Linked DNA regions of Homo sapiens: region 1 is linked to region 2. A link is an interaction called in ENCODE POLR2A ChIA-PET data of the cell type or tissue named here. Cell type or tissue: A673. All regions are shown on one strand. Links, peaks and the distances in the headings refer to the core of each region. The heading gives the core; the rest is flanking DNA.

Region 1 (15,689 bases), core at 4,340-12,339, 70 kb after region 2:
CAGTGAGCGGAGATCACACCACTGCACTCCACCCCGGGCAACATAGCAGGACTCTGTATCAAAAAAAAAAAAAAAAAAAATCTGTTTGAGACAAAGAAGTAGTCCATCATATTGGCTTTGGAGCTAAGCTCTACCTTTAAGAATCAAGGAAGCTTTAGTTGTAAAGCATATTTCATAGTGATTATAACCCAAAAATTTAAAGTAGAGGCATAAATGAAAGACGATTGTACTGTAATTAGATGATTTGGATCCAGTTTTGTTTCCTCTAAATGCCTGTGTGTCCTTCAACAAATCAGTTAATTTCACAACTGTCTATTTCTTTGAGTTTAAAATAAAAATGATTTTTTCTGCCTTTTGATGTAAACGTATGATGCATGTGAGAGCTTTTCAGAAGAGGCAAAGTGTTACTTAATTAGAAAAATTAAAAATCCTCATCATTATTACTTTTCGCCCCTACTACCCAGGAGACACTTAGTTTCTTTGCTCTATTTCCTGTCTCTGAATAATACATGCTTGACATGTGTCCTTCCTCTTTGGAATTTAAACTCTGAAACTCCTTTATACTCCTTAGATTGCTCTTGAATATTCTTCATAACAAGAATTTTTTTATTTCTTAACAATTTTTATAACAGTAAAAGAAAATTGCTCACCTAACCACTCTTTATCCACTGCTAAACAAACCACGGAGGACTTCCTTATCTCTAGGAGTTTCTTTCATTCACTTACTGCAGCTTCATAAAAGTTGTGAGAAAGGAAACTAAGAGTTAAGGGCATGTTTGAAAGCAACAGAATTAGAGAGAAAAAAACAAAGATAATACAAACCATCCTGTCAGGGAAGAAAGCAGTGCTCCCCTCTACCCCCTTCATCAAGAGAAAAAAGCAGAAGTCAAATAAAGGAATGGAAATGAAAGGGAAAGACAGAGAATACAAGAAGGATAAGCCTTGGTGTCAACATGGATGTGGAAGGCAAGCAATAGGGCAAATTCAAAGATAACCCTGGAGCAGTGTGATCCCTACACTAGCAGCATGCAAATTATGTTCCCCCACCCTTCACCCCCACCCCAGACATCCTAAATCAGAAACTCAGGCAATGGAGCCTAGAAATCTGTGTAACAAGCCCTGGTTCATGCTGAAGTTGAGAATCAATTCCCTAGAGAGGTGAGCCTGGGTAATTAGAAGAATGGCATCAGGTTGCTTTTGTTACATAACATTTTTTAAAATTCCACTAATAAGAATCTGTTTAGAAAAAGTAAATCAAAATTATGGATCAAAGCTTGATTTTGTAGTGGATAAATTATATCACAGAAACTAATCACTCACATATGAGGTAAGTTGAGTCTTCCAAATTACATAGGTCACATGGCAAATGTATCCCTTCTGGTATTTAGCAGGACTGACTTGTATTATTCATATCATCATGTATTATCTTTACACCTTCCCTTTAGAATGTAAACTCTGTGAGAGCGGAAACACACACACACAGAGACATACATTTCACACACGTATATATACATGTATATCACACTTTCACATGCCCATTCATTTGGTCAATGTGCACATTCACCGAAAACCACCTGATCTCCAAAAACTATTGAAATAAAATAAATAAAAGAAAATTTTAAAATGTGAACACGCTTTCCAGGAGAATTTAATTCAAGGGACTTATACACAGATACATTCTTTTCACAGCAAGAGTTTTAAATTTCTTTGTTTTTTCTCTTTTTTTATTTGCTATAGAATATATTGTACACATATCTGTGTTCACACTTTCGTGTTTTTTTTTTACCCACAAGAGATAAATATTTTGGCGTTTTCTGAATCATATTATCAACAGCCCGTTCACTGGTGACTGTTTTTAGCCCATTGGTATCCTCTGCACATACGGTAATTTTGCTTATTACTTTGAGAAGTTCAGCTATTTCAGCCATGAATTCAGTGTAAATAGACATAGTAACAATAGTAGCATAACAATGTTGGTGATTGGGCCATAATAGTCATATGAAGATAATGTGTTAATCCTCATATGGAGCTTGGACTATTAATTATATCAAGCCAGTGGGTGTAAAGTAACAAGTATAAGGCTTGGAGTGAGAAGGCCATGATATTACCACTTTCTGGCTGAGTCACTTTGGCTAAGTTCTGTAACTGACCTAAGCCTCAGTTTTTCAGATCTGTAGTACTTACTTTACATGATTGCTCTTTGAATTGAATAACATAATTTATGTGAAAACACTTAATTATGAATGCTGTAAAACTATCAAAGCCATTAATATGTGTTATAGTAGCATCATACATTTTGCAGCATAATCCAGAGAACAAGGAGTTGTTAACAAGGGAGAGGAAGATAATCTGGTTGGGCTAGTATTATACTCTCAGGTGCTACTGACTTCTTAGATGACCTTCAAGATGTTAGTACAACTCTCTACTTGGAGATGCTATTTTCTGGGGATGTTAATATCCACTCTATTCACAAAATTTTAAGAAAAGTCAAGTAGCATGGATGAAACTCTCCAAAGTTCTGCTTAAAACTAAAATATCTTAGTTGTCACTGAAGCCACAGATATTTTGTGAATGCAGCATGTTCCCAATAGGCAGTCCCTCTTAGCCTCACAGTCCAAGCTGGCAACAGGATCACATCCCAGGGAATGAACAGAAAGGCTGGCAGGCAATCACACCGCTGATATCTCAGGTGTGTGGGCCCCCCATTTTTTTTTTGAGATGGAGTCTCACTCTGTTGCCCAGGCTGGAGTGCAGTGGTGCCATCTCTGCTCACTTCAACCTCCACCTCCCGGGTTCAAGTGATTCTCCTGCCTCAGCCTCCTGAGTAGCTGGGATTACAGGCGCCCACCACCATGCCCAGCTAATTTTTTGTATTTTTAGTAGAGATGTGGTTTCACCATGTTGGTCAGGCCGGTCTCGGCCTCCTGACCTCAGGTGATCCACCTGCCTCAGCCTCCCAAGTTACAGGGATTACAGGCGTGAGCCACGGTGCCCAGCCGTGTGGGCCCCCTTTTAAACAGACGTCTCTTGACGGAGACTAGACTCTGCAGCCAGTAAAAGCTCCATATGATTCCATCTGAATGTACTTCCATTGTTAATATGGAACCTTCCCCATTTTCTGGTCGTGTCTTGATGTTCCCCATTCAGAGGACCTGGACTTTCAAGTGTTCCTTCTGCTTTCCTCACCAGTGGCCACCTTCTGCTACCCACCTTCTCCTCTTTCTCCTCCTTCCTTGCTGCCTGCTGTCTCATCAAGCACCCTGTCTTGGTTTTTTGACCCATCACTGTACTCACGAAAGAGGAGGGCATTGTACTAGGGCAGATGATGGGGAGGCAGAGAGAACAGGAGAGTCAGGTAGGAACAGTGCTTCTGAAAAATCTCCTGATAACAGCATTCATTGTCTTTTTCACAGCTCAGGAGAAGCCTTGGTTAAAATGAGGGGAAAAAAATCAGTAGAATAAGTGGGTTCTTGCTGAGCCCCCAGTGCAAGAGGTTCCTATTCAAAATTGGGGTGTCTTTACCCATTAGGATGGCTTTTACTTGAACTTTGTGAGCTTCAGGCAGAACCCTCTGCATCTTCTAACCTAAGCAGGATCTTTCTTCCTTTTTTTTTTTTTTTCACTTTTCAGTCATGGTAGAGTTAAGTGTCAGAGCTGGTCCTTGAGAAGAAGGTGATGAGCAGGCATTGAAAAATTGAGAAAAACGTATACTTTTACCACGCCCAACACCCTTGGCAAGGCAGTAAAGGGCACTGCCTCCCCCTCAGTTTCTTCCCTTGCTGTTTGGTTTCTGTGCCTCCAGTGCTCAGTCACGGGTTTCCTAGGAAATCCTCTGTCTGTGCTCTGTGCTGACATTTTATCCATATACCACTTCTTGCCATTCGCATATGTAATTGAGAGAGTAGACGATACCTTTAACTCTGAATTACATAGCTGCAATATAATCACTTGTTTTACTGATTATCTGAAATAATTTTTTAAAAATTCAGGATTGACTTCCATATGCCATGCAAGTCATTTTGCAGTTGGTTTCATTTATCCTTGGTTCCTTTGTGATGAATGGAACAGTTTAATTTTTCTTAAAATGACCACATGCTCTGTACTAAGTGCTTTATCTCTTCAATTTTCAAAACGCCTTCACGAGACAGGTACTTACTATATTATTCTCAAGTTATAGATAAGGAAACTGAGGCTTATAGAGGTTAAATGACATGCCCAAGTCACTCAGCCAAGGAAATGGAATTCATATCTGACTCCTACATCTGTATAGGCCCAAAATGGATCATTTAAAGTGAAGGAACTTATATGACCTTCCCCTTGATGTTATAATTCAATTATCCACTTTTTACTTTGTGTCCCCTTCTGACAAATCAGACTTGCCATTCCTGACCATAGGCTTAAACCTGGAAAACCATCTCTGACCATTTATCTTCACTTTTTGTTTCTTTACTTGGAGAGCAACAATCGACAGACCTCATCCATTTTATGCATAATGTCTAAAACCATTTTGGGATTGCTGTAAGTAATATGCAAGAAAATAGTGGGAAAAAAAATTTTCTTAAAACACAATCATTCATTCCTGCTGAGTGACTGCGTTTCAAATTCATACAGAAATGAAAGTTGTGAGCACCTCACTAATCTGAAAATATACCCCATTTAGTAAGACAGTTTCTGAAATACCTACACTTCACCATCACAGCACCTTAATAATTATAGAGAGCACCTTCCTTTAAGGAGCTCCCAAGTTCTTTGCAAACATTTCTCTTTATTAAGTAACATACCATTGTTCTGTGGCAGGGAAGGGAACAGGATACTTTGTCTTATTTAAAATGTGAGACTGTTAATGCATTCAGTGACTAAGTAGGTTGCCCTTGGGTCATTCACTGACAAGGCCAGGACTAGAGTCCTCAGGGGTTGCAGTCCACCACGGACTCAGGACCACTAAATCCACAAAGGACCATGTGCAACTGCCTGGTCCAACTCTTCACATACAGAAAATGAAATAAACCCAGAGAAATGAAAACACTTAAAAAGCCCAGGGTCACATGGATAATTAATGGTAGAACCAATACTACATGCACACAAACAACATACCTATATATGCTATAGAGAGAAACATGACAACTATGAGGAATCAATTTATAGACAGATTAGAAGAGTGTGAAAATAAAGTCTTCATCAGTGACCTTGCCTCGAGGAAAAACACACAGAAGGTGAAAGTTTCAAACAGCAGAGCATTTTAACATAGGTGAAGTTTCAACTTCTTAGCAGCCAAAATACCATCTGGAATTTAAGGCACGCTTCCCATAAAAGGTGACAGGTGGACATGTTTTAAATGATAGTTGGCCAGCCTATCATAGCCTCTATAAATCGTCTGAAAGCATGAGGATAGCAAAGACCAGCTGACTTCCAGGCATGTTTACAGCTGACAGAAATGTTTCAGCTAAAAACATGCATGACTGTCTCTCTTAGGGAATCTCTTACTTCAAAAAAAAAAAAGGTACCAATGTAAACACTATGCATAGACTGAAGTCTTCAGCAAATTGAGATTATTAGCAATGAGGCTTCCCTAACCTTTCCTGTTTTAATCTAAAAGTAAAATTATCTTCTAACCATGTGATCTTACGCAGCATACTGTCTGGTCAGTGTGCTTCAAAACATATCTGTTTATGTTTGAAAACACAATAACAACAAATTCCTGATGAGAGAAAGTTTAATAAAATGGATCATGAACATACAGCACTTAATACCAACCCTGCTACATAGTCAGCACTTAATACCAACCTTGCTTCATAGTAAGCACTCAATACATGGTGATTGTTTTCATTGCTGCTATTACCATAATACATCAAAGCTCTCCTATTTCATAATGGGAAAAAATGAAAAACAGTCAAGGCATATATTTTAAGTGGAAGTTAGCTCAAATTTTAAAAGACTTCTTACCTTGATGCATAGTCCAAATGTTGAAATATTATCCTAAGGAGTTTCAGAGGCTTTCAGTTTTAGTTTGGATCATGGAAGGACTTTTTTCTCTGAGGTGAGGGCCTACACTGGGCAGTCAGGAATGAGGTGGTAGAGATGGACCAAACACGCAGTTCATCTCACCTGTCAGGAGCAGAGCTGAGAACAAACAGCACAAAGAAAACAAGTCTTTAAGTAATCATCTTAAAGAGATGTCACGGACCCATGGACTTTAAGAATACCTCATGCACTGAGTATTATTATTTACCTTACTGTTTGTAACAAACTTGATCATTTGGTTTCTAAGCCAAACCAAAGCAGTAAACTGAGGAAAAACAAGGGTTTCCGCCAACAGGCTGAGAGCAAAGGAGGACGCAGGAAAACTATTTTAAAAATTGACCCAAGAGTTCAAAAGGCATATGGAAGCATTTAATGGGGGTGGGAGGTATCCTTGTAATAAGAATACCATGCATGTATTCCCACACTGCTCTTGGTGGTCTGCAAAGTGATTTCATATGTATTTTATGTCAACACCAGCACAATGAGGTAAGTAGGACTGTATACCTCAGAGGCATTTGGTGATTTGTCAGAGTGGAGTGTAGTGTGTTGGTGCCCAGATTTGAATAGGATCATTTGAGTCTGATATCATCATGTTGCCCACCGCCTACTCAGCCTCTACACCCGATGAGGCCAATCTGCAGCTCACTACAGTCAATAGAGAACAGGCAATTAACCCTTAAGTTATATTTTAGAAAGATTTCTGTCTAAAATAGATAAACTTGAAAGTATAGCTCTTCAAAATAACGTATTCCTGTGTTGGCAAATATTTTCCAAACTCACAATCAACACATAGGTGTATTTCTTAGACTACTAGAAGTGGGGACTTACCCCAAGGAACCAAGCTATAGTGACCAATATCCTTAGTTCTCAAGGATTCTAGAGCACCCCATGTCTCCAACGATCTTTCTTCTCTCTTATTTCTTCTATTTGTTTGATAATGTTAATGGGAAACACTAAATCCCCTAATCAGGACACTGAAAGTGACCCCCTTCAAAAGTAGCCCTCCCTTTTCCACGGAGTGACCTTGAAGACTTTTAGTGGGGAATATCTGGTAGCTTTCCAAGAAAGCCGTTTTATGGCACAGGGAAATGGAAAACAAAACTGTCCTGGCATCACCATAAAGCAAAATTTCTCTGCACATGAGAGGCTAGGAGGGCCTGGATTTTTCCAAACGAGGATGATCCATTAAGCAATCAAATTTTATTTTTTAATTGTTTTATTTTTCTTTTTTGTTGTCTTGTTTTTCCTGTCCTTCATTCTCTATCCCTTGCTATGTCTCGCTCTGTCCTGCTTGCTGTCTCTTCCTACATCAACAGGTGAGAAGCCCCACCAATGCAGCATCTGTTGGCGCTCCTTCTCCTTAAAGGATTACCTTATCAAGCACATGGTGACACACACAGGAGTGAGGGCATACCAGTGTAGTATCTGCAACAAGCGCTTCACCCAGAAGAGCTCCCTCAACGTGCACATGCGCCTCCACCGGGGAGAGAAGTCCTACGAGTGCTACATCTGCAAAAAGAAGTTCTCTCACAAGACCCTCCTGGAGCGACACGTGGCCCTGCACAGTGCCAGCAATGGGACCCCCCCTGCAGGCACACCCCCAGGTGCCCGCGCTGGCCCCCCAGGCGTGGTGGCCTGCACGGAGGGGACCACTTACGTCTGCTCCGTCTGCCCAGCAAAGTTTGACCAAATCGAGCAGTTCAACGACCACATGAGGATGCATGTGTCTGACGGATAAGTAGTATCTTTCTCTCTTTCTTATGAACAAAACAAAACAACAACAAAAAACAAACAAACAAAAAAGCTATGGCACTAGAATTTAAGAAATGTTTTGGTTTCATTTTTACTTTCTGTTTTTGTTTTTGTTTCGTTTCATTTTGTACTACATGAAGAACTGTTTTTTGCCTGCTGGTACATTACATTTCCGGAGGCTTGGGTGAATAATAGTTTTCCCAGTCTCCCTCGGATGGTGGCCTTAAGGCCTGGTAGTGCTTCAAGAGGTCCACTGGTTGGATCTCTAGCTACTGGCCTCTAAATACAACCCTTCTTTACAAAAAAATCTTTTAAAAAAAAGTAAAAAAAAAAAAAAAATTTCCACTTGTGAAGAGCACTACAAAAAATATATAACAAAATCTAAAAGGCCTACTGTCTTTAAGTACACCGCTTGCAGTGTTTCAGTGGACATTTTCACAATTCTGGCCGCTTGGACTTCACAGTAACCAGTTAAAACTGTGGAATATCACTTCTGGTTGAAAACCCAGAGGAAAGGCCCTGCTGTTTTCCACCTACCACGTTGTCTGATTTCATAAAAGGGCTGTGGGGGTGGGAAGGGCAGTGGGTTCGGTGGTGTGGGAAAGAAAGACGAATGGCAGGCTTCTTCCCCAGATTCTGCCCGGGTCCACACACCCTGGCCCACCTTCTCCATATCCCCCTCTTGCAGCAGAAGCCAGGAAGACTTGGACAAGCAACAAGCAACAGTGGCTATCGTATTTATTCAGTGTCTTCGCTGAGCCACAGCCTCAGCACAATCAAGAGGGACTTTCATGAAAGGCAGGAATGCAGATAAAACAAAGATATCAGAAATTTGCACCTATGTTTCTAGGTACAAGAGAAGGATTATTTCCAACAATCTTTGCAAAAAAAAAAAAAGTGTCAGGATATATTCTTGTGGAAGAGAAAAAGAAAAAGAAATGGAGGGTGGGGGGAACAATAAAAAGTTCTTGAGGCTTTTTTAATTCAAAATTTTATAGAGGGGCAAAAGTGACGTTTACCAGATAGAATGCTGATTTTTTTAATATATTTACAACAGTATTTGTGTAAAAAAAAAAACAAAAAAAGTGAAATTGTTAAAAGTAATTTTTTTCATTTTGGTTTTGCATACACTGCCACCAATTCCTTCTCTTTTATTTTATTTCACACACATATATATATTTTTTGGTAAGTCAAGACTGTTAAGGTTAGCGATACTGCTTCCAGATAGAAAGAATAAAAGGCAACTAAAGTTATATTTGAAAGAGAGGAAGGATATTTTCTTCATATTTTTTTTAATTTTTCTTAATTTTTATTATTTTAAGTATTGCCTGGGTTGATGAGGGCCTCTGTGGCCAGCCCATCCCTGCTGTAATTTGAATTGCTGCTTTGTATTTTGATATGTAGTTCTTTGACTTTAGCAAGCTTAAGTTGCCCCACTGAATAATTTTTTCAACTGATTCATCTAGAATTCTGTTCTTTTTCATGGAAGAGACTTTATCTTTCAGAAAGAGATTGCTTGCTTCTCCAAAATTTCATTGAGATCTTACAATTCTAGAATTTCTATTGACTTTACTTTTTTTCTTAGTGAAACACTAATAGTCTAGAAGTCTTGATAAATGGGGTCTTTTCTTTTGTGATCAGCCAGGAAGAGGAGTTCACAAAACTCTGCCATAGCTCCTCACCCTTCCCAACTACAAAGAGCATCATTATGAGAAGCCTGTTATAGATCAAGATGCATTGATGCCAAAATTACTTTTTTCCTTCCAAATATCACCTTCTGACTGTTTCCACCATGGTTAAGAGGGCTGAATAAGATGATCATTCTTTAGATGACGAATTAACCCTTGCTTCTTCGAAAGGTTTTAGGGAAATTAACAAAAAAATTCCCAGATGCCAACAGCCACCATTCAAAAGACCACCAATCTATTGCATCATACCAGATGCCACTCTCTCTTCCTAGTAGGGATTTCTCTCCTCGGTCCTGATCAAGGTGTTATAATAGAGACATTTTCATTATAGACAGTGTCCTGAAGGGATTCCAGCTCAAATATAGGAATTCTTAAACCTAGCTGAAACTCCCAAAGTGATTTCATTGCTGGGCATATTTTAACATACTTAGGGGAAAGCAAATCTTTAAACAAAGCAAAACACCAAACTACAGTTTTAAAAAGAAGAAAGGAGAGCGTATTTTAGTTTCAAAATTACATTACATTTTAATTTAATTTTCCTTCTAATTTTCCTGTCAGCATTTTATTTACAAAAACTGTGCAGCAAACGAGGGAAAATCTTCCAACACAAACAACTCTGTAATGACTAAATTGGTTTTATTCATATATTTTAGACATTTGGTTAACTTGGATCTTTTTCATAAGTTCTTTGTGATGCTTTGTAAGGTTAGTGTAACTGAAGTGTTTGTGAGTTTGATTTGGTCCCACAGTGCTTAATTCAGTGGATATTTTGCTAGAAGTTTTAATGTAAACTTGGGTGGTTAACTGACTATTAAGTGTAACCTATTGTGATTTCTAAGAGGAGTCCTGCCAAGAACTGTATGTCCAAAACTGATCTGTTTTAACAGTTAGTGAGGAACAGCTTCCGAGATAAAGTAAGTTCATTTTTCTATTGCTAATTTTGCTTTTTAAAATAGCAGTGTTGTAAGACTAATATTTCCACTTACCACCAATAGAGGGAGCATTAATTAACTATGTCATGGAATTGTTTTGATATTTTGGAAAACAAGTGATTCCACCCATAAAATGAAAAGAGAAGATTGACCTTAAGAAAAAAACTCTTAAAGCTAGGAGACAATGACATGAAATCACTCAATACATGTTACAAATGAAAGAAGGCCAAAAGCCACTTTAAAATATTTTAAACTGTTTCACAGTAGATTTGAAAGTGTCTTTGTTCAAATTTAGCAAAGTAGGAAGAATTTTCACTAATACCGCCTGAAAAGTTGATCTTAGGTGCCATTATGGGCCACGTGTAGCTTTCTGTTTCTCAAATCTGAGAGAGACCCATTTGCCTTAATGCTGATTTGCCATGTAAAATGCTAAGCAATTGGGTTAGAATCCACCTTTTCTTTTGGTAGAACATGTAGAGAAAAAGCTGCAGGTGACTTGAAACCCTGAGGAGTCTATCATCCTTTCCCTGTAAAGGAAGTGTCTCTTAAAAAAAAGGGAGTGGGGGAGGAGGTGGAGGATCCCTAAAGAATTCTTAATGAGGTGATATAATCATTGTAGTCCATGACAAAATGGACCAGCCAGGTTTGCATAGCAGTAGACATATTCCTACTGTACATTTATCCTTCCCAAATATGTCACATTCTAAAATAGTTGACAAATTATTTTGTGGAAAGAGGAAGAAGCTGGATTGGAGTGGGAGATCTAATCTGGAGGAGCAAAGAGGTAGTTGTTTATTGCTATGTTCCTGGCCCATCAAATGGCCACTTTCCAAACTGACCCACATTTTAGGAAATAAACCAATCTGGACCTGTTTCAAAAGGATAGAGATGCTTTTAGATTGTCAATTCTCACTTTTAAGTTAAACAATCACAAATATCTTTAGAAATAGGGAAAGACATTTGCTTCAAAATCAAAGAATGAGTGTGGATCTTTTTAATTTTTTTTTGTTTCAAGTCCTACAGTCATCTTACATTTAGACCTTCATGGTAGGGTGATATGAGTGCTAAAAAAATTTCTTTCTAGTAGCCAGGAAACAGATAGATAAGATAAAAGCAAATGTTCCAGATTTAAGACTTCTTAGGATGAGTACAAGGAAGAGAGAAATAGTATGGAAAGGACATTTTTTAGCAATTTATAATTTTAAAATGGAATTTGCCAAACAAGGGAGAGGAAAAAAAGTCAAAGGGGAATTTTTATCTCAAGATATTTAGATATGGTTTATAAAAAAATAATATTTTCTACCACTAAAAACACTGGTATTATCTCAGCATCATGGGCAATTTTTCCTTATTACATGCCAATATTTGTACAAAAAAGGCCCCCAAATGTGTGAAATATAATCCTAAAAAAGAAAATAATTGGAACACATGGATCTGTTACAATTCTACACAGGGGGAAACAAGCTAAGCAAAGAAAAAAAATCTGAAATGAAAATCTCTGTATCAAAATGGTTTCCTGTATCTTTTAATTGAGAGGTAAACTTTAGCTCCTAATAACAGTTTTATAGACCGTTCTCTTCCCAAATTCCTAATGCTTTGAATCTATTTGTGCCATGATTAAGTGTGCTGGATAATTTCCTGCTCATATTCTAGCCTCAGTTCATTCCTAGTCATCTTAGAGATCATAGTAGCTCTTGGCCTTAGAAAGACTTGGGTTTGCTGTGTTTAAAAGTCATAAGGGTTTTATTTTGTATCATCAAAATATTCTATAAGGTCCCAAATACTCTTTTTCAACCCATGAACAGTAAGAATTTGTGAATTCTGATAATGAAAAAAGTTTTCCTCCAGGTATGTTTGTTTCACATTCAGTCCTAAAGCCTTGAGCTATGTGTACTTCCCTCACACAGGAACACCAGCTGTCCTGTCTGTGCTCTGCCTGCGCCCAAAACTCAATATTTTCTCTCAGCACAGAAGTCAAAAATGAGATATGCCCCTTATAAAACCCCTTCGATTCCTGAGAAAACATAATAAAGCCATATGTTGCTTCCTTGTTGGGGCTCCTCCACAATGCTCCCAACACCTGTGACCCCTAGGAAGACAGGGAGCAAGGTGGATCTGGCCAGGAGTCACAGGATATACACCCATTCTGGAGCTTTCCTCTGTTGTTCTAGAAGATGTTATTTGATTAGTTGGGGCTGGGAGCAGGGGATATATGATTTTGTGGAAAAGGTATCAGATAATCAAATCAGGTCTGCCTCTGCTATAGCCAGTGTGCTGCTGCATTAAAAGGGAACAAAAGGAAGGTGCAACGTAAGAGCAGACACAACCTGAGATGCCCTTGAGATTTAGGAGAACAGGAGGGCGCCCTTTCTGTTGTGACCTGACTCTTAAAAGAAATCTTCTAAAAGAATTCTTTAATTTGGTAATGAGTTGAAGTCCAGGGTAATGGAAGCTCTAGGGCAGAGAACAAAAGAATTGCAAAATGTATTCAGCACCAAACAATGCTAAACCAAGAAACATCCAATCACAAAACTAGGAAGTTTGGCAAGAAGTGGTTAGAGAAATCTCTGGGCTTTTCCATGGGCAGGGTCGACAGACTCTCTTTTCAGTGATTTCTGGCTCTGAGAAACCTCTTTACTCACTAGAAAAGAACTTTATTTAAATGGCCAATTTTGTTCCTCAGAAAAAGAAATTAAAAAAAAAGAAAAATAGGATACTGAAGACAGAACCATGTGACTTGGTGACAAACAAAAGGAGGGGTGCACTAGAATTTCAATAGGCTCCCTAATTCCATAGAAAAAGCAAAGCAACCCAATGCCTCCTGAGCCTGCAGTGCATGAAGAGAGTGCTTGAGCTGACCCAGCCACCAGGCCTTCTGGGGCTAGACATAACTTCCCACTGGAACAGCAGCAGCCTCTTTCCCCTCTTTGTGTTTTCATGAAGAAAACGGCTGTTCTCTTAGGTAGCCAGGAAATAGATTACATGGGGCAAACTTTCAAAAGCAATCTCTACCCTGGTGCTCAGGCTACATACAGAGGCAGAAAAGGGGCACGGAAGAGCCCTTGCTCTTGAGAGAGAGTATTTTCATATTCCCAAGGGCTTTCCGTGTAGAGTTGCTATTTCTGATATCACTTAAACCTTTACAAGAAAAAAGGCTGTGGTGACTCAGTGTTCCTATAAATTCAGAATGTGGAAACTACTAATCCAAAGCATCATTTCTAGCACTGAGTATCAAGACGATCAGCCTGACCAAAATATTGCAAAGAGTTTTCTAAGTCTCTGAAGATTTTTTTCTCCTTGAACACTGAGTCTATAGCAGTCAGCAATGTACCTTAGCCGATCCCTGGGAATGGTTATGGAACAGTAGGGCTTGTTTCCATCCTTTTTAGAGTGAAGAGATAGAAAATTAGGGCTACCTAGTGTGGGTTCTTTTTCAGAACTATGTATTTTCTCCTCACTGCATGATGGGTAAAAATGCCCTGGGTTGAAACAAGAAACATTATCTTTCCACACCACTGACTAAAACACCTGCCAGTGGTTTCTTTAGGCTCCACCTTTTGCTCCGTAAACTGTAGACTTTCAGACTGAAATCTAATCTTAAGTGACCTCAATTAAGGTATTTTCACAAAAGGCTACTTATAGTGTAGCATTATTGCCTTAAATCAGAAAGCCCTGGGAAGAGGATAAAAGATATAGAAATGAGAAGGCTCTGAAGTTATAGGCATTTCTTGCTGTTTAATAGTTACATTATCACAAAAACAAGCCCTATTCATGATTGAGGACTATGGAAATAGTGACTTCTTGAGGAGGCACCAAACTTTCCTAGAACTGGGTACTCTCAGATAGTGGCTGCTATTTCCTATTCTATTTCAGTGACGTAGGTTGGGGCTGAATGTAAAATAGACATCATATTACTAAATAGAATCCTATAAAATGCAATCACAGGTGCCCGGGAGTACTAGTTTTAAACATTTCCTTAACAAGGAGAACAATCCAGCAAAAAGCTTTCTTTCTCTATACAGTGTATATCTCTAAACTTTTTTTCCTCAGTTTTAGAGAACATCTGTTTTATCTGGTGGTTCTTTGTTTGAATGCAAACTCATAACTTTCAAGTCTCCGGTGCAAGAGCATAATCTACAGATCATGGGCAAAATCTAGCCACAGTCCTGAGAGTCCAGGCTTCTGGGATGCCCAGCTGGGTATAAAAGTCCCTACTAACCCTGTTTCAAATTCAGAGGTTTCTTTGGTTTAGAATGCCTCAATGAGATTTTGATACATCCAAGAGAGAAAAAAAAAAAAAAAAAAAAAAAAACCTTGGGGGCATCTGTTTCTACTAGTGTTGCAACAGTTGTTTTTACCCAGCAAACTCATTGCAATTTATATGTAGATTCTAATAATGAAAGAGTCTTAACCCATCCAGTATGTCACCGCTGCTGTCCAAAATGTCTATAAATGAGTATACATTATTTATACATGTGCACACACAGTGTGAGCTTCCCTCAGCACAAAACTGTTTCACATTCATATTGCCCAGTGACAACAAGATACATTTTTGAACTTCTGGTTAGAAGTCGAAGGTCTGACATATCTCACGTATCTGCTTATGCTTTGTTGCCTTAGTTGGGTGCATCAGTATCTGTGATGAGACTTTAGGGCATTCTGAAGGAGCCCAACCATCAGTAATTTCTATGTATCCGTTTCATGAGAAACTTGAATATGCTTATGTGGAGTAGAGTGCATTTAACAAACTCTACAGTTCTATTGGATTTATTGACATGTGTGCACATGTGTGTGTTTGTGTATATACTTATTGTCATCTGGAAGTGTGTGTGCCCCCCAAAGGAAGCACACACAGGCAGAGGTCCTCGTGCATAGATACAGTTGCCTCTTCCCACCATTGTGTTTAAGACTTGTGGCTCCCTTCCCAGGAAGCAGTCACCTGCCCACTCTGTTGCTTTTTGTAATGTTTCAGAATTGGGAGAAACAAATGCAGCTTGTTGAATCCACAGCAAACCCACAGGGACAGGCTGTTTTCCTCCATAATAAGGTATAACAGAAGTCTTCAACTGGTGAGCAGACAAGAGGGAGCAGCAGTCCAGGGCGTCTCCCCAGGTCTCCTGGAGGTGGCAGGGGTGGGGACCAATGCCAGGCAGGCAAAGCCCACACAAACTTTGGCCTGAGCCATCCCATAGCTCAAAGGTCTTCATTCCTTTCCTCTATGCAATGCAGTGTGCACACACACACACACACACACACACACACACATAAATTTTATTCTCAAACTAAAGCTTCCTAA
Region 2 (15,689 bases), core at 2,687-10,686:
GGGAGCAAAAATATACAAAAGGAAAGGGAAGAGAACCCCAGAGAAAGGAGTATAGATGACTTTACTTTTACCTAGACTTTTAATAAAACTCACAAATAGCTCCTATTCACATGTAAACATATATAATAATTTTATATAAAATATATAGTATTTTATATACTATCATATAGCATTTTATATTTTATATATTTTATAATTATATTTTATATATTTTATATAAATATATAGTATTTTATGTATTCGTTGTTTCATATAAAAATAACTTTTCCCATTTTACAAGGATAGAAATTAAGATACAGGTATTTTGTATTATATTTCAAGGCCACAAATAATTTTGAAAGGTTTGTTACTTTTGTTATGAGGGACACAGAGCTCCTAAGATATGTTATCACAGCCTTTAGGCTAGCAACACTCTTGCATTACACAATCTCCTATTACTAAACTTAAATTTTCTTCAAAATGTGGAGAAACAAAGCTCATTCAGATTAAATTAGAGTCTGGGAAAGTAAACTCCGGATTCTTCTCTAATGTTTCTTCTCCTCATCGTGCTTCTCCCCCAACCCAGCTATTTCTTGTGTTTCTCATCTTCCATTTTGATATCCCATTCAACATTAGAGTCACCAAAGCAAGGAGGTTGTTGGAATTCATCATATTCATTCACTTCTTGGATATTACTTCTATTGTAGTACCTGAGTTTAGATTAGGAAAACTAAGAATGAGTCTTTAGATTAGTTGATAGAGAAGAGTTTCTGTTAATATACATTATAGTCTGAGGTACTCTATAATAATCCATAGCAGCATGCCTTTTACCTCCTCGTGATCTGTTTGCTTCTTTTGTTCCCTCTTAATGAGAGCTGGAGACATCTTTAATGTAAAGCCATAGATGAGCACATGATTTGATGACAAGAAGCTACTGCACACACAGTTTAGATATCAAGGCAAATGAAGAGCAAGACTTCATATCGCTTTAACAGGTTAAATTAGTCATCTTAAGCTGTTAATACATCAGGCTACTGGGCAGAAAACAGCAGCAGTGTGGTAGCAGAGCTTCAGAAGTAGATAATCCTAAATTCAAATCCCAAATCTGCCATTTACCAGCTGTGTGACCTTTGTTAATTTACTTTTCGTCTCTGAACTTCCCTGATCCTTACTTCTCTCATCTGTAATATGGAGATGATAATAGTTGCTGCAGAGAAGGAGTGGCATAATACAGCTTAGGTAATGTGACATATGTGACTGCAGGTTCAAGAATTTGTGCACCTTCTGGCCCCAGCAGGCTTAATATCAGCACTATAGTTAGTCCCTACTTTCTTACAAGCATGTGATTATAAGAAAAGCCCCTCTGGTTCAGGCTTATGGTCCTTTCAGTTCAGCATTCATTTTCTGATCACAGGGACAGGAAACTGTTATATAAGACACAATTGTCCTTGTTGCTAACTTAAAGAATTAGAGTTATTTTCCTCCAGATAGCCTAGTTTCTCTGAATAACCCACTATGGACTTATCCATGAATTTAGCTAAACCTTTGTGATACTATTTATGTCATCGACCTTTAATGAATTTTATAAGTTGATTGCCTACTGTGTAAAGTAGTTCTTTAGTTTGTCATAAATTGTTTCTTTTGAAAAGTAGTAAGATGACTTCCAGTTCACGTATACTAGAATTTGAAAAAGAAATCCATAGTCAGTTTCCCAGACCTTTTGTTTCTTTATAGACATTTACCATATCCTTGCCTGGATTTTATCATTATAAATAGAAATCTTCATCTTATGTCATGATTATTTTAATTAATACTGAACGTTCTCCTATTCTTTTTATTTATTTATTTTTTGAAGTACTTCATCCAGAAAGTATCCCACCCATGAGTTGCCGTTACCTTTTACTAGAGCTGATCGTAATTTAACTCTCCCCTTCCTCTATCAAAATTACACTCTATGCTCTGGGCTCAAAACAGAATGATCTTAGTGTGACTGCAATTGTATTTAAGCCAAAGTTCAGCTTAGAAACAGCTGGCAAAATGTTCAACAAACTGGACCATAGAGGAAGAATCATAACAAAAAGATGTGATTCCGTTTGTAGCAAAGGGAGAAACTTGTCTTAAGGAAAAGCTAGAGACTGAAGTTTTTGCTCATTTTGGATATCCTAAAGAAGAAGTAGAAGGCGATGTTTTCTGAGCCAATTTGTTCCACTAAAAGTGACCAGAATCAAGTCTAGGTTGGGCTGGCTGCCCTAGGTTGCAGTTAGAGGTTGGGGCTACTGTTTTGACAATGGCAGCAGAAATCTGTGACCAAAAAAAGCCTAAAACTGCTTGCCTCTGTGCTAGCATCGCTAGCATGAAGTAAGATTTGAACTTTAAATGACTCATTATGAGTGGGTGGCAACCTACTGTGGAGTTAGTCTATGAACCCAAGGTCAGCATCCCGGTGAGAAATCCCTTCAGGTTTGAGTGAGCGATACACCCAGTCACACTGAGATGGGAGATCCTTGTCCTCTTCAGCTTTGTCAGAGCATTCCCTGCTTTGTTTCCAATCCTATTTCTGAGGATATTTGGCACACTGCTTGGCTCACACTTGGCACCACTGTCTTCAGAAAATAAATGTCTTACATTTGTACAGTGCTTTATAGAACACTTTCACATAGATTGTCTCAGTTGATCCTCACAACTCTATGGTAACTGTTCATGTTCCCATTTTATGGATGAGGAAAACTGATTGAATTACTTGTGCAAATGGTGTTAGTAAGTTGTAGAGCAGGGACTGGCCTTATGATACTAAGTCTATGTCCTTTCCATGTCACCGCCACAAAGATAGCCAGGTCATTTCTGGACATCTTCCTGAAAATATACCTTGTTTCATTTTCCCCTGAATGTACTGCATTATACTTGCTTGTACTGAAGTTGCCCTGACCTCTTGTGGATGACAGCAAGCCTCATGAGATCATCCTGCAGACTTCGCCTTTTAATACCCCGAATACTAATAACACAATGTTCTACAACTTCCATATCATGTGGAGATGTTCCGTAAGCCTAGCACCAACCTTGCATCTGGACATTCAGTCTCAGAAGAGGTCATTTATCCCAAACTTTTCTTCTTTTTGTAAACTTTCCATATTAAAATCGTCCTTCCACTCCTTAATTTAAATGTGCTTCAATATTATTTTAACAAACTCAGTAGCATCTGTACCTTACATCTTTCTGTACCCTTCCCTCCCTTGTGAGGGAAGAATCCCTGAATGATCCTAGTAAGTTCTGAAAAGCCTTAGCAGGGTAGATAATGGGTAAAGATCATTGTATTTCAGCTCCCTGATCCATTACACCCCTGCCTTTCACCAGCATGCAGAGCGTTGTGTTTTTTTCTAACAGAATAAATTAAATATGAAAGAGAAGGACTAATGTAATTCAAATAAACATGTTAATGACCCTATTTTTCCATTTGGTAACTAGACCGGATGTGGTGGAATGCCAGTTTTTTACTGAGCCTGTAATTTAAAACTTTCAACAAGGACACTTTTTTTCCCTTTTATTTCCATCCTCCATTCCCACCCGCTTTTATTCTTACAGACACTCCTTACTGTCCAATTAGTTTTGGAACATGAAAACTGTCCTCACTGATGCCTGGAGCCATGGGGGACCTGGGATGGTTTCTCTCTGTGGAATGGCTTGTAAGAATCCAGTTTTACTGGTGATGACCCTGCCAGAGCTCTGTGCTGTTGAAGGGTGTGGGGAAGGAGGTGACTGGTGCATCCTGCACCTCCTCTGCACCCCCACTTTGTGTATTTTTGATATTTTGCATGTACATGTTTGCTGTTCTAGGCAGCACTTCAGCATTCAGATTTGGGAATAGAAGAGCTCTCAGTTTGCTTTTAACCCTGTAAGTAGCCATCCATCCCAGCTACATTTTTTATGAGTCAAAGCCATGTTTTAAGAGCTTGTTATCATCCAAACTAAAACCCTCACTAACTCGATGTGTCCCTGGATGACTCCCTAGTTTATTTCTTCCCTTCCCTCCACTAAGTCAGTTGTCTCCCTATGCACCCCAGGAGTAGCCATTTTCCACAGCGGCCACCACCTCTCCTCCAGAAAATGGGCGGCTCAAAATGGAGCCCTTCCTCTCCTCCGGACCTCAAATCTGCCACCTGTCTGCTCCATTCATCATTAGTTAGCTATAGAGCCTGATTTTTCTCCAAACTGTATGTATTTAATCCCTGATTTCTTCCTCACCCCCACGATGTGACATCCTTTCAGCATTTTACCTGCTGGAACCAGCGCTCTCTTGTTTCTTTTACTGTGGTCACTTGCTAGAGTTTGAAGGAAAACTTTTTGATGTGAACACATTTCAGTTTTTTTCCAATTTACACTGGAGAGAGGAATGAAGGGGAGAGGGGGCTCTGGCCCTGTTACTTCCTGTTTGTTTTTGTTCTGGAGAATGCAGACCATCTGTGTCTCTCAGAAGCTATTCTTCTACAGCCACCGTGCTGAGGCTGATATTTAATTTCTTAGTTTTTCCCTCGTTTCTCTCTAATGTCCTTTTCCTCTTCCAAAAACTCCTAAGCCCCTCATTAAATCTTTCTTCCTGAATTTTCTTATCTTAATAGTACCTCTGGATACGGTTCTGTCCCCATTAAGGCCAGAATTTCAAATTAAGTAAATGATAATTGGAGAGAGAAAACAGGAGAGAAGGGAACAAGGAATCAGTAAGCAAACAGAAAAAAAAAAAGTGGGTTGACTTTTTAAACATGGAGTTCGCTGATTCTCAGAGCCACTTCCCATGTCCTGGCATCCATTGTTCAGCTGATGTCTCACCTGTTAGATGGACCTTGTCTTTCTCAGAAGAAACATCTGCTGGATGTTGGGTCTCTCTCTGAGTTGCCTGAGAAGGTCCCTCCCTAATTTATTTTTCCTGCCACCCAGACTTCGATAAAGGCTATACTTTCTCATGATAATCAAGATGGTTATTTTCTAGAACTAGTAGAGATATTCTCCCTCTTCTGAGAGCTGCCTGATGAATCCCAACATATAGTCACCCTATATAAAAGTCCTATTTTCTTTCTGTTTCTTTTACATGCAATTTCACTAAACAAAGTCTCTAAACAACTAGGTCCTCTTTCAGTAGATAATTCTATAACTTATGAAATTTCAAGTGTTTCATAAGAAGCATCTTTCTGAGGCACATCTTCATTTCAGATGTCATTGCAGTTTAGGACACAATATTTCCCTCATTTGTGTTTTTTAAAAAACATAGCTTTGATTTTTTTTTATTCTTAAGGTCAGAATTAAAAAGCTAAATGAATTCCAGGCTTCAAACTCCCAGAATTATAGCTGGTTCAAGCCTAAAATGTGCTATATCAACTGTCTACGGGGGAAGTGCCGAGTAGTTGTGGCCTTCGTGGAGTGTTTTTTGGAGCTCTCGCCTGTCCCCCACCCCCTTCCTTCAGCTGCTTCTGTTTGTTCCTGCTGTAGTGCCTTCAGCCATGAACATACCGTTTAATCAGTGGTGTATTAAAATGGACCTGTACAGTCAGCAATAGCTAGGCCAAAATCGATTGGCTATTTTTAAAAGGAAAAAAGGAAGATAGAAAATTGCTCTTTTAATCTAGGTAAATCAAATCGTGCCTGCTTGCTTTCCACCTGTAGCTAAGTGTAGGCAAGAGCATTCTGATTGATGACAGTGTTTCTTTGTGCTTCTTTATTCATGCTTATCCACTTGGGGTAAAAGCACCAGGGTATCTTCAGAACGGAGTTTTCACATTCACGTCAGAAAGCTTGTGCTCTTTTTCTCTCAGAAAAAAAAAAAAAAAAAAAAAAAAAAAAGTCTTCCCTTTTTCCCCCTCTTAGAAGATTTGAATAAAAGCAGAGTACGTTCAACCTTTTCTGCCTTTTTGGTTTTTTCCTGCCATGAAATCATATCTGACTGTGACATCACAGTGTGTTGCTTTGGGCAGCTTTGTGATGTATGAAGGCGAGGACCTTAATTGGGTTAACAGAGCACACCAGGAGCGGACGGCGGACGAGCGCTGCTCTCCCACTAGGCAGTTCTTTGCTCCAGGCAGTGTGAGAGAATCAGAGACCAGCTAGAGAGGAGCTCCTTCTCCCGGGGATTTTTAACTCTGAGGCTTTGTCTTCTTTTAGTGTATTACTAACCAATGAAAGTAATTTTTAAAAGAAAAAGTATATAAATGTGCTTTGTTTTTAAACTGCAAAAAATTGGGGGTGGGGGTGGAATGTGCTGGCAGGTTTGTTCTGTAGCATTGATTTGTGACCAACAAAGGAAATGTCTACTTGTGAGACACAAATCAATGCAACCAGACTGCGAAAGTGCAAACAGAGATGTGAGAAAATTATTCAATCGTTAGTCTTCTATGGAATTTAAAAACATTGAATCTTTCGATTGTTCCAATACAAAAAAAAAAATCACTAGAAGAAAGGAAGGGAGGGTATGAGGACTTGTTCTAATTTCGTCAAAGGTTTTCTCTCGTGATTATGGAAAGGTCCGGCAAAGCTATAAGATTCCTAAACATTAGCAATGTTGTGAATGATTTTCAGAACTCATCAACCATGTCCTCAGATGCTGTCAACAGCAAAGTTGTGGAAAACTGGTAGAAGACAAGTTTATGCCTGAACTTCTGCTTTAGTCTGCAGTAACCTTGGCTGCTGTAAACTGAAGTTTCTTGCAAATTCTCTGTATCCAGAAATAATCCATAACAAGCAAACTCAGTACTTACATAGTATTTTTTATCATATAAGCATGCTACAAAAATTAACAAATAGATTACATGGGTAAAAACGTAACTCTAGAAAGCTAAAGAAGTTTATTTTGTAAAATTTCATCAGTTCAAATAAACTGGGAGACAGACGACTAGAATGAGCTGAAAACGTGATCATGGAATATTTCCATGTACTTTGAACTGAGATTTCTAAGTTTTAACAGATAGAGTTTCTTCAGCACTAACTTCAAAATAAATAAGAATTTTCAGTAACTTATCAGATGTGTGTATGTTAAAGTAGTTAAAGATGTTTCCCCCCCCTCATATAGGTTACATTTGGTTTCCCCCATCCTTCCTCCCAACAGTTTTAAGGTTATTAGTTTGCTTAGAAATCCTATTTTCAGAGGTAATAAAAAGGCAAATTTCGATACAATCCCTATCCTATCACAGATTGCGAATTATTCTGACTTCTCCTTTTGGAGAAGAGGAAAAAAGATGATCAGATGTTACTTCTCTGAACACTGAAAATTAATGTAAATAACTTCACAGTTTTTAATGTTTTCCCAGTGTCTAGTCAGGCCAGAGTTCCCATTAGCAGTCCAGGGAAGTTTTCTAACTTGACTGTATATTTTTGCCTCCATCACTATGATGAAGTCAGTTACCAAGACTCTCTCACCTTATCCTAAAAATGTGCTATTTCTTTACTTCCCAATTGTCATTATGTTAGTTACATTGCTGGAGGAAATCAAGGGAGTGAAATATAATGGATCAGAGACCTATCAAGTAAAGTAATCAAGAATGGATTTCTGGACAACCCTGTTTAAAATAAGAAGCCTTGCAATAAAAGTGCATAAATGTTTCACTCTGTGTTACACAATAATACCTCAAAATCCACTTTCTGGTAGTTCAGATCTCTGAGTTACAACCCTGAGCAAAGAAGTAACTGAAGACCTTCAAGTGTCCAAATGAGTTTCCCCCAAATCTTCTACCAAACCCTGCATTCAAGCAGTATTGTCTCTACAGTTCTTATTTATTTGATTTTCTAATCCAAAGCACATTAGAAAATACATTTAGCAGAGAGGATTTAGAGGCGATGGGTCTGAAAAACTGGGACAGTGACGCCAGTTGGCTATGGCAGTGGCTAGTGGGCTATAGCTCAGTCTGTGGCCGTTAGGCTGAGCCAAGGGATGAGGCCAGTTCTCACCACAAGTAAGAAAAGTGTATTCCTGTAAAACAGGAACAATGAATAGTCACAAGGATGACCCTGTATCATAGAAAAAAATTAAATTACATCAACATACTGTGTTTAAGAAAACAAAGATATGTAAAAGTTTTCTATGAAAAACATGTGTAGAATATATTTTACTGCTTAAAAAGGCAAGTTTATGTCATTAAAAAACATTTTAAAATATATGGAACATTTTATTCCTCAATATAGCTTGCTTTTTTATATCCTTTTTCAGTTTGAAAAAATATAGGGATTGTTTTGTAGTAGTGACTCTACAAACCTGTCTAGCCAAAACTACTCAGTACAAACACCTTAGAAGGAGTACAAACACCTTAGAAGGAAGGATGTTTATTCTTGAATATTTTAAGTCCAGGTCTCTTAAAATAAAGATGTTCTTTTTCATTGATCTTAGTTATATAATGTATGTTGTCATCTCGAGTAAGGCGCAGTTGCTCATATTTAGCTGGTTTACTTTGTAATGCGTCATTATAAGTGACCAAAAACATGGTACAGGAAGTTGTTTGTGTGTTTTTTCATTGCTTATGCAACTTCCAAGCAGAAAATGTTCTTGAGACCAGATGGTAAAGAACAGTCAATTGCAAGTTCTATTCTCCAGATGTATTGATGTTTCATGTCTTCCTGAAGCCAGTTCAAACACACTTGTAAATTCAAGTCTTAATTTTAGTAACTCTTTCACTTCTGCTAGATCCTATTTCAAATGATAAAGAATTAGGCTAGAATATTTAATAACAGGATCTCTGAAGCCTGCTGTACTATAGAGTGGCAATGCCATGGTCATATAATTCAGTCGGATAAAAGTTCATTACATGTGCTTTTGGACGTATTTGGTCACTGTGCTACAATGACAGCTAAGTGTTTACAGTACCAAACGTCTTTTCAACTTTATCCTTTCCAAAAGTGCACTTTGTTAAGACAATTTTAAAAAATAACATTTACCCAGTGTTTCTACTTGGCATGTAGGGTTTTTTTTTTTAATCTGCTCAGCAATTTGGAAGTTTGCTTGGAACACAGATGAGTTAAGATAAAAAGCTGTTTTTTAAAAAAAAATGCCTCTAGTAAGTAAAAATGAAGATACTATATCTGAATGAATGTGAAAAGTTGTCCCTTTGTATATTTTTAAAGCTTCCTAAACTATCCCCAGTTCTCAGCCAAATGCAGCCTACCCAGATTGTCTTTAGGAAAGTAGCAATTCACAGAGATTTGCAGTTAGCCATGTATCAAACTACACTCTCTTTAGTCCCTGCTTACAGCTCCACCATTTTAGAATATGGTGAGATATGCCAGAGCCCTACCATCTGTTTAATGGGCTAATTATGTTTACCACATGCCTACTTCACAGGAATACCATGAGTGAGGTTGCCAAACATCATACAAATATATATGTTTGTATATATTGATATATAAATATACACATAAATAAAATTGTATACATATATAAAAGCATTCAGCATTTCTGAGTTTCATTCCATCTTTTACTCTCAAGATATATCATGGCCCATCCCTTAAACCCAGCCAGGTGTTGTCAGAGTTTGTGAAGCTGTTGATGATAAGACCGTCAGACTGAGAGGGATCCTCTAACTGAGAGATTTGGAGGAAGTGAAACTCAAATTGTATACACATTCCTATGTCTTCGCCATTTAGCTATGCCCCATGTTCTCTCTACTAAAATGTAGACATTTTAGCTTCATAATTAATGCAATTAAACTTTATGACACTGTATGTTGCTATATCCAATGACTAAACTTCTTTTAAGAAACAGAGGATCTCTTCTCCTTTATTGGAAAAAAAAAGTCAGACTGTTTTAACACAATTCCTCCCGTACATGGCTACAACTTTTCTCTTACATACCACAGCTTCTATATTGGGCTTGTTCTTAAAGCTAGGATTTTTTTTTTCCTCCTATGAGGACACTGCAACCCTTGAAAGTTTTTCTCTGGTATTCTCTGAGTGCTTCCTAGATACCTGGTTTCAGTGACTCCAGTTATCACAAGGACTAATTTTCACTTGCTATCCATGAAAATTTTCGCTGGGTCAAACTAAGTTGGGTCAAACTAAGCTGCTTCTTGGAAATGGGGCTTATGCTAGTCGTGAGTTGTGTCCAGAGGGAATTCTGAGCAGTAAAAGGAGGCAAACTGAGGGCATTCTAGGTGAAGGGAATTAAACCAGCAGAGAATCAGGGCACAGATGGAAAAGAGCGAGTCATGGGTAACCAGAGTGCCTAGTCAGGATATGATATAAGCTCCGGGTATTGGGTTTTCTGTGTAGCTCCTTTGTTTATGTAAAGCTAGCTCGGCAGGCTCTGGGCCTTCTTGGCTTTGAGGATGCACTGACCTGAGAGCTATGGGGAAAAATAGCCACGTCTGTACACCAGACTATAAAGCCAATATGTACCATTCTCTTTGAAAATGAAAGACAATAACATATGAAACTATTATTGATATAAGCTTTTATTTAGTCTTTTCTAAGATACCAGGGTATTTTTATGACCTGTTTTCTTCCCCTCGGCGTTAGGATGTTTTCTTATACTGCTTCAACTGAAGTAAATTATTCAAACAGAGCTGTTTTGTTTTATTTGTTTGTTTTTGTTTTTGCAGCTTTATGCTTACCAGGGACTTCATAAACAAGTTGAAAGAGAAAAAATAGCCAAGACATAAATATAGAAATAACCCAATCACATAAGCTTTCATGAGCATGGGTGAGGGCCTTGTGGGAAGGATGAGGAAAAATCTTTATTAGTACCAGAATGATCGTGATTACCTTAGGCATAAGTCTGATTTGAGAAGAGACACTGATATACAAAGAAAGGAAGGATTATTCCCCTATGATTTGTCCATGTGTACAAGGAAAAATAGCTTCAGTATTTACTATTTGACTTCTTGAGTCCAGAAACCTAATACTCACTGCAAACTGCATAGGCACGGAGCAGGAGAAAGCAAGTATTTACCAAAACAAGAGGAAAGAGGAATTACTCTTTCATCTCTTCTTACTTTAGAATCATCAAATGTTATTACTGGAAAGAATCTTAAAAACCATCTAATCTAACACTCCCACATTATATATGAGAAAAATGAGACTCGAGAGAAGTTTCATGACTTGCCCAAGGTCACACAACAGATTACAAACGTGGCTGGGGACCCACATATGATAAATAGGTGCCCTTCATTTCTTCAGTTTCTCCATAATCATTTTAGAGAATTATTTGACTTATCCCACCAATGTTGTTTTGTATATCTGGATTATCATCTGGCTTCTCAGTTAATTTTTTTGAAGTGAAGTTTGCTTTATAATAACTGCCAGATTCTATAGCTGATTCTAAAAATTAAAATGTGTTCTCAGACATATCCTGAGTGTTGTACAAATATGGAGACGCTCACTAGATCAACATGTATGCCTCCTTATTTTATATGAATCCTATAATACCTATAAACGTGGCCTGATCATATTAGACTCTTGAAGTTTCTAGAGTTCCAGATATTTGTTGGAGCATATAAATAGGTGAGAGCAGATTTACGCATTTACCCACTCTGAGTCCCTGAGACGTTCCTGAACTGCTGTGCCTTTGTAAGTCAGTTATTCCCACTGCTATCGATATCACCAGTTCCAATTATTACCAATATGGCCCATTACTACAGACTGATTTCTTACTAGGTTCAAAACCAGCTGTACTTGGTGTTTTACTGATATTTTGTTCAGTGTTAGAGGAGAAAGAACATGGTGAGAGTCTGGCATAGCCCAGCTCCCTTCTGTGAAGAAAGAGTCCATCACTGACAATAGACATTCAATAAGTGGTTATTTAAAGAGGTCGAAAAAAGCATCCACCATTTCTCTATTTCAAAATAATCAATCATTTAAAAATATTAACTACAAGCTTCTGATGCAATGTTGTGTGGTTTGTTGTGCCACATATGGTTATGATGATCTACACGTCAGCTACAATCCAGAAATACTCTCATTGTTACAATGCAAAATAATATAATCATCCACTTTTACATTTTAAATGTGTCTGGCCCACCAAGTCCTTGCTTAGGTGCCAGACACACCACTGTGAAGGAACTGTCTGACATAGTATCCTGAAATTTCGGGTAAGTATAATCATCTCCCAGATGCATAGAATAAGCCTGGTTTTTGAGGCAAAGAGAAGAGGCAAACCTCCTGCCCTTCCAGAAGTCAGAACCATTCAGCAATATATTCACAGTAGCTAGGGGGGAAAGCCTTTGTGAAGAAAACTGTTGTGTCTCATGGCTGTTTTTATTAAAACATTTAGTCCACCAGCTTTCCAACTCTACGAACAATTTAATTCACAAAGCACATGAAATAAGCAGAAGAATCTAGTCCCAACAGCCATGTTCCACCTCTGTGATCCTCGTCGTGAGTTAGGATGATTTAGTCGTCAAGATCCCTGCTGTTCTGTGCTTGGATATTTGTGAGGAAAACCTAGAATTCATCCCCTTTAGAAGCCATGTCCATATGGCATGCAGCAAAGACCATTAGAGAACAGTAGTAGGAGTTTTGTTATCAAATCCAGCCAGATTTGCAGATAGGAATACTGAGAAATTAGTATTTTTCCTTCCTCTTCTTCTCTCTTTTCCTTTTTAGCCTTTTTCTTTCTCCTGTTTGCTTCTTCAATTCAATACTCCTTTGTTTATGGATTTGGAGAGTACTCCAAAAGCAAATAAGCCAATCAAATCCTGTTTGGAGGGAGAACAGCCATTTTGACATATAACCATCTCATCACTCCTTTTTATATGCCTAAACAATTGAAGAGCATGTAGCATAGCCAGGTGCTGGTCCTCAAAGTGGGTGTGCCCTAAAACATTCTTTGGTTTGAACTAGTCTAGTCCACTGTTTCATGTTACTGAACAATCAAAAGAGAAAAGAAAGTTTTTCTTCTCTGGTTCTAGACCAAATGACTGGCAGGATGTGATTGCCATCTGTAATTTTCTGCGAAGTCCTTCCCCAGTCCAATTTACATGATATGTACAGCTACTTCACTCTGAGAATGCACACTCAAAAAATACAGCCTTTAAGTGATTTTTCCTAGCATGGGCAAGGTGAAGCAGTGAGGAAATGGACGTATATATGTTATACATTTATATTATTATTCCCCATAAACTTTTAAACTTCCTATCCAGCATTTGTATTTGTTCTCAAACAAATTGGTAGTTTAAAGAAAATCCTACCTTTGTGATTTTTCAAAAATCATTTTTCAGCCTCTCCTATTATTTTTTTTTATTTCAGTAGCCACCTTAATGGGTAGCTGAGTGGGGATCAAGTATAAAAAGACCTCATCATGTATTACAAGCCAGAGAGTGTACTCATGGGAAAAATGTAAGTCCTCAGATGGAAAGTCATCTCCGTCAAAGAAAGTGGCTCGGGCAAAAGTGCCTGACATTACATAGTCTGCATGGTGGAACACTGCAGCCATGTTTTCAGTTGCCTTTCACTCTCTGGAATTTTATGAAATGATCTCGGCCAAGAACCTTTGGAATATCACTCTCTGGTCAAACAAAAAAGAGGACAAAAAAAATCCTTTGAAAGTTGAAGCTAGTTGGTACAAGCTAGCAGACAATCCAGTGAAATTTTCACCCCACTCTGTTTTGGGGGTTTGGGGTTTTTATGCAGTATAAGAGTGTTAGAGAAGGTGTCTGTCTGGTATGGATTGGGATACTTTCAAATACTTTAAAGAAGAATTCTTGTTTTCTACAGTTTATTAAACTAGCTCAGCTAAGTATATTGGTTATCAGATCCCATGATGCATGATTATTCAATATATTTTAAAACACAAAAAAATTCAATTGTGCTGTCCCCTTTCTCCTTCTGTCTCCTCCCTGTCTGTCTCACTGTGCTGTGAAGCATTGGGAGTAGTGTGTGTGTGTGTGTGTGTGTGTGTGTGTGTGTGTCTGGGAGGTAGACAGATTCCCTACCTGGAAATGGCTTGCTATTATTAGACGTTCAGTTACCAGGGGTTATGTAAGACAATTGAAGCTCTGTTTTTTAACAGAGACATGATTCATGCTGCTTGTAGTAACAGTAACCACCTCCAAACGAGACAGAAACCAGACACAGACAAAGGCTGGAGAAATCAATGCCGACTCGGTACAGCCATTCTCCTGATACCCTCTGCCTTTCAATCAGAGCACTTAGGTTATCAGGAGAGGAGGCTCCTGCTAATTCTGGATCCTTTTTGTCTCTTGGGGCTGCCAGGTGAAATCATGTGGGCTGGAGCTGTGTACAGGAGAAAACGGGTCCTCAGGAGCAGTGACGTCTGACCTCCTTCCCTAGGGTCCCCCAGTGTTTCAGACACACCTGGAGGAACAGTGATTGTCACCTGTGTTGTGGCTCAGGATTCACTGTGGCTTCTACTCAGAAAGGTTGGAACTTGAGCATTTGGCTCACCCACTCAAGTAACTTTCCTCAAGTGATTCTCTGCAGCGTGCTGGGAGAGGAGAGGATGGAGTGGGATTTGAGCTGCTGCCAGTGCTTTATTATAGCTTCTCCTAAAACCTGAATGGAAGTGGACTGGCTGTCAGTTCCCACACACATTCGGGACCCTTTCCTAAATCTTCCAGACAACATTGATTCAGTACTCCACACTATACAAAGCACTTCCACATGGATCAGCTTATTTTAGCCTCACAACTTTATAAGATAGGCAAAGCATACATTATTGTCAATACCATTTTACAAGAGAGAGATTTTACAGCTTACAAGTATTATGCCATTCATTGATTCCTTGCTCATGACTTTATAAGTGAGAACAATAAGACTCACAAAAGTTAGTGACTTGGCCATGGTCACACGGCTGGTTCTTACCAGATCCAGGAAGACAAGGCAGATCTTCTGATTCTCCATCTAGTGCTCTGCCCCAGATTTGCTACAAAGCTTGTTGACAACCATGGCATTTTTTGGGGAAAAAAAGCATTTTCTGCTGAAAATCTTGGTTTTAGATTAAGTTCTACTACTCATTAGCTAGCCCGCTTAAACTGCCCTTTCCTTCCTCTTCACCCCATCCACCTCAATCTCCTCATCTATGCAACTCATGATAGGGAGAACTCATTTTTAGAGTGTTCATGAAAGTACCACATAATCTTTAACATGTCTAGGTCAATATATATAAAGCATTGCCAATAGTATCTCCCTGCCCCCACCAAGAGTGAAATCCAGCAAAGAGATCCAGAGATCTCAGGCTTCACCCAGAACATAAAAGTAAACTATTTATTTTTACTACAAAAAGAAGAAACTCAGATACTTTATTGCAGAAACTGCCCATGGCTCTCAGAAAATAGCAGTCTTGCCCCGGTGGCCTGTTACACACCCAATAGGCAGGCCACCCTTCATTTTCACTCTCACATGTGTAAATTGCCCAGAAAGACAATTCTTAAGTATTGACATGACAGGAAAACATCTAGGCCATTTAGCTTCACCCACCCAATAATCTCCTGCAATAAAAATTCCAATTTAAAAAATACTTATTATTGATTACTACTAATAACCAACACTCTGATACACTGTTACGAATTTTAACTGAAGACGGACACAGAATTTTATATTTATGAAATTTTACCATTATCCTTCTATTTCACATGTTAAATAATACAAGCTATACCTATTTTAAGGTAAACACAAGTAAACATTCTTATTTATAAAATAGCTTTTTATTAAATTTTTTGTTTGTATACCGCTTTATATCCAGGAAGGTAGCAAAATACTCCACAGGTTATACTCTAATAAAATGCACT

The links. Peaks named below come from ENCODE experiments on the same cell type or tissue, not always from the same donor. Only the 100,000 strongest peaks of a DNase experiment are listed, where the experiment ranks them.
Region 1: POLR2A ChIA-PET joins it to region 2 with 17 read pairs; 3 of 35 experiments call an interaction of 5 or more read pairs at or near these places.

Annotation. Positions count from the first base shown.
Region 1 is chr3:114,331,075-114,346,763 of GRCh38, reverse strand. ZBTB20 (zinc finger and BTB domain containing 20) reads left to right here. Exons shown (of 12, transcript NM_001348800.3): 12 at 7,338-15,689. The coding sequence ends at 7,759. Among named protein-coding and RNA genes, the nearest start is that of ZBTB20-AS1, 13 kb to the left of the region's middle. In A673, for the core only: CTCF peaks have their summits at 10,257 and 10,457; no DNase peak of the experiment used is centred there.
Region 2 is chr3:114,399,245-114,414,933 of GRCh38, reverse strand. All of the region lies in intron 7 of ZBTB20 (zinc finger and BTB domain containing 20), which reads left to right. Among named protein-coding and RNA genes, the nearest start is that of ZBTB20-AS5, 47 kb to the left of the region's middle. In A673, for the core only: a CTCF peak has its summit at 2,925 (motif pointing left); DNase peaks (open chromatin) are centred at 2,943, 3,463, 5,413 and 5,953; H3K4me3 peaks cover 2,746 bases; H3K27ac peaks cover 4,408 bases.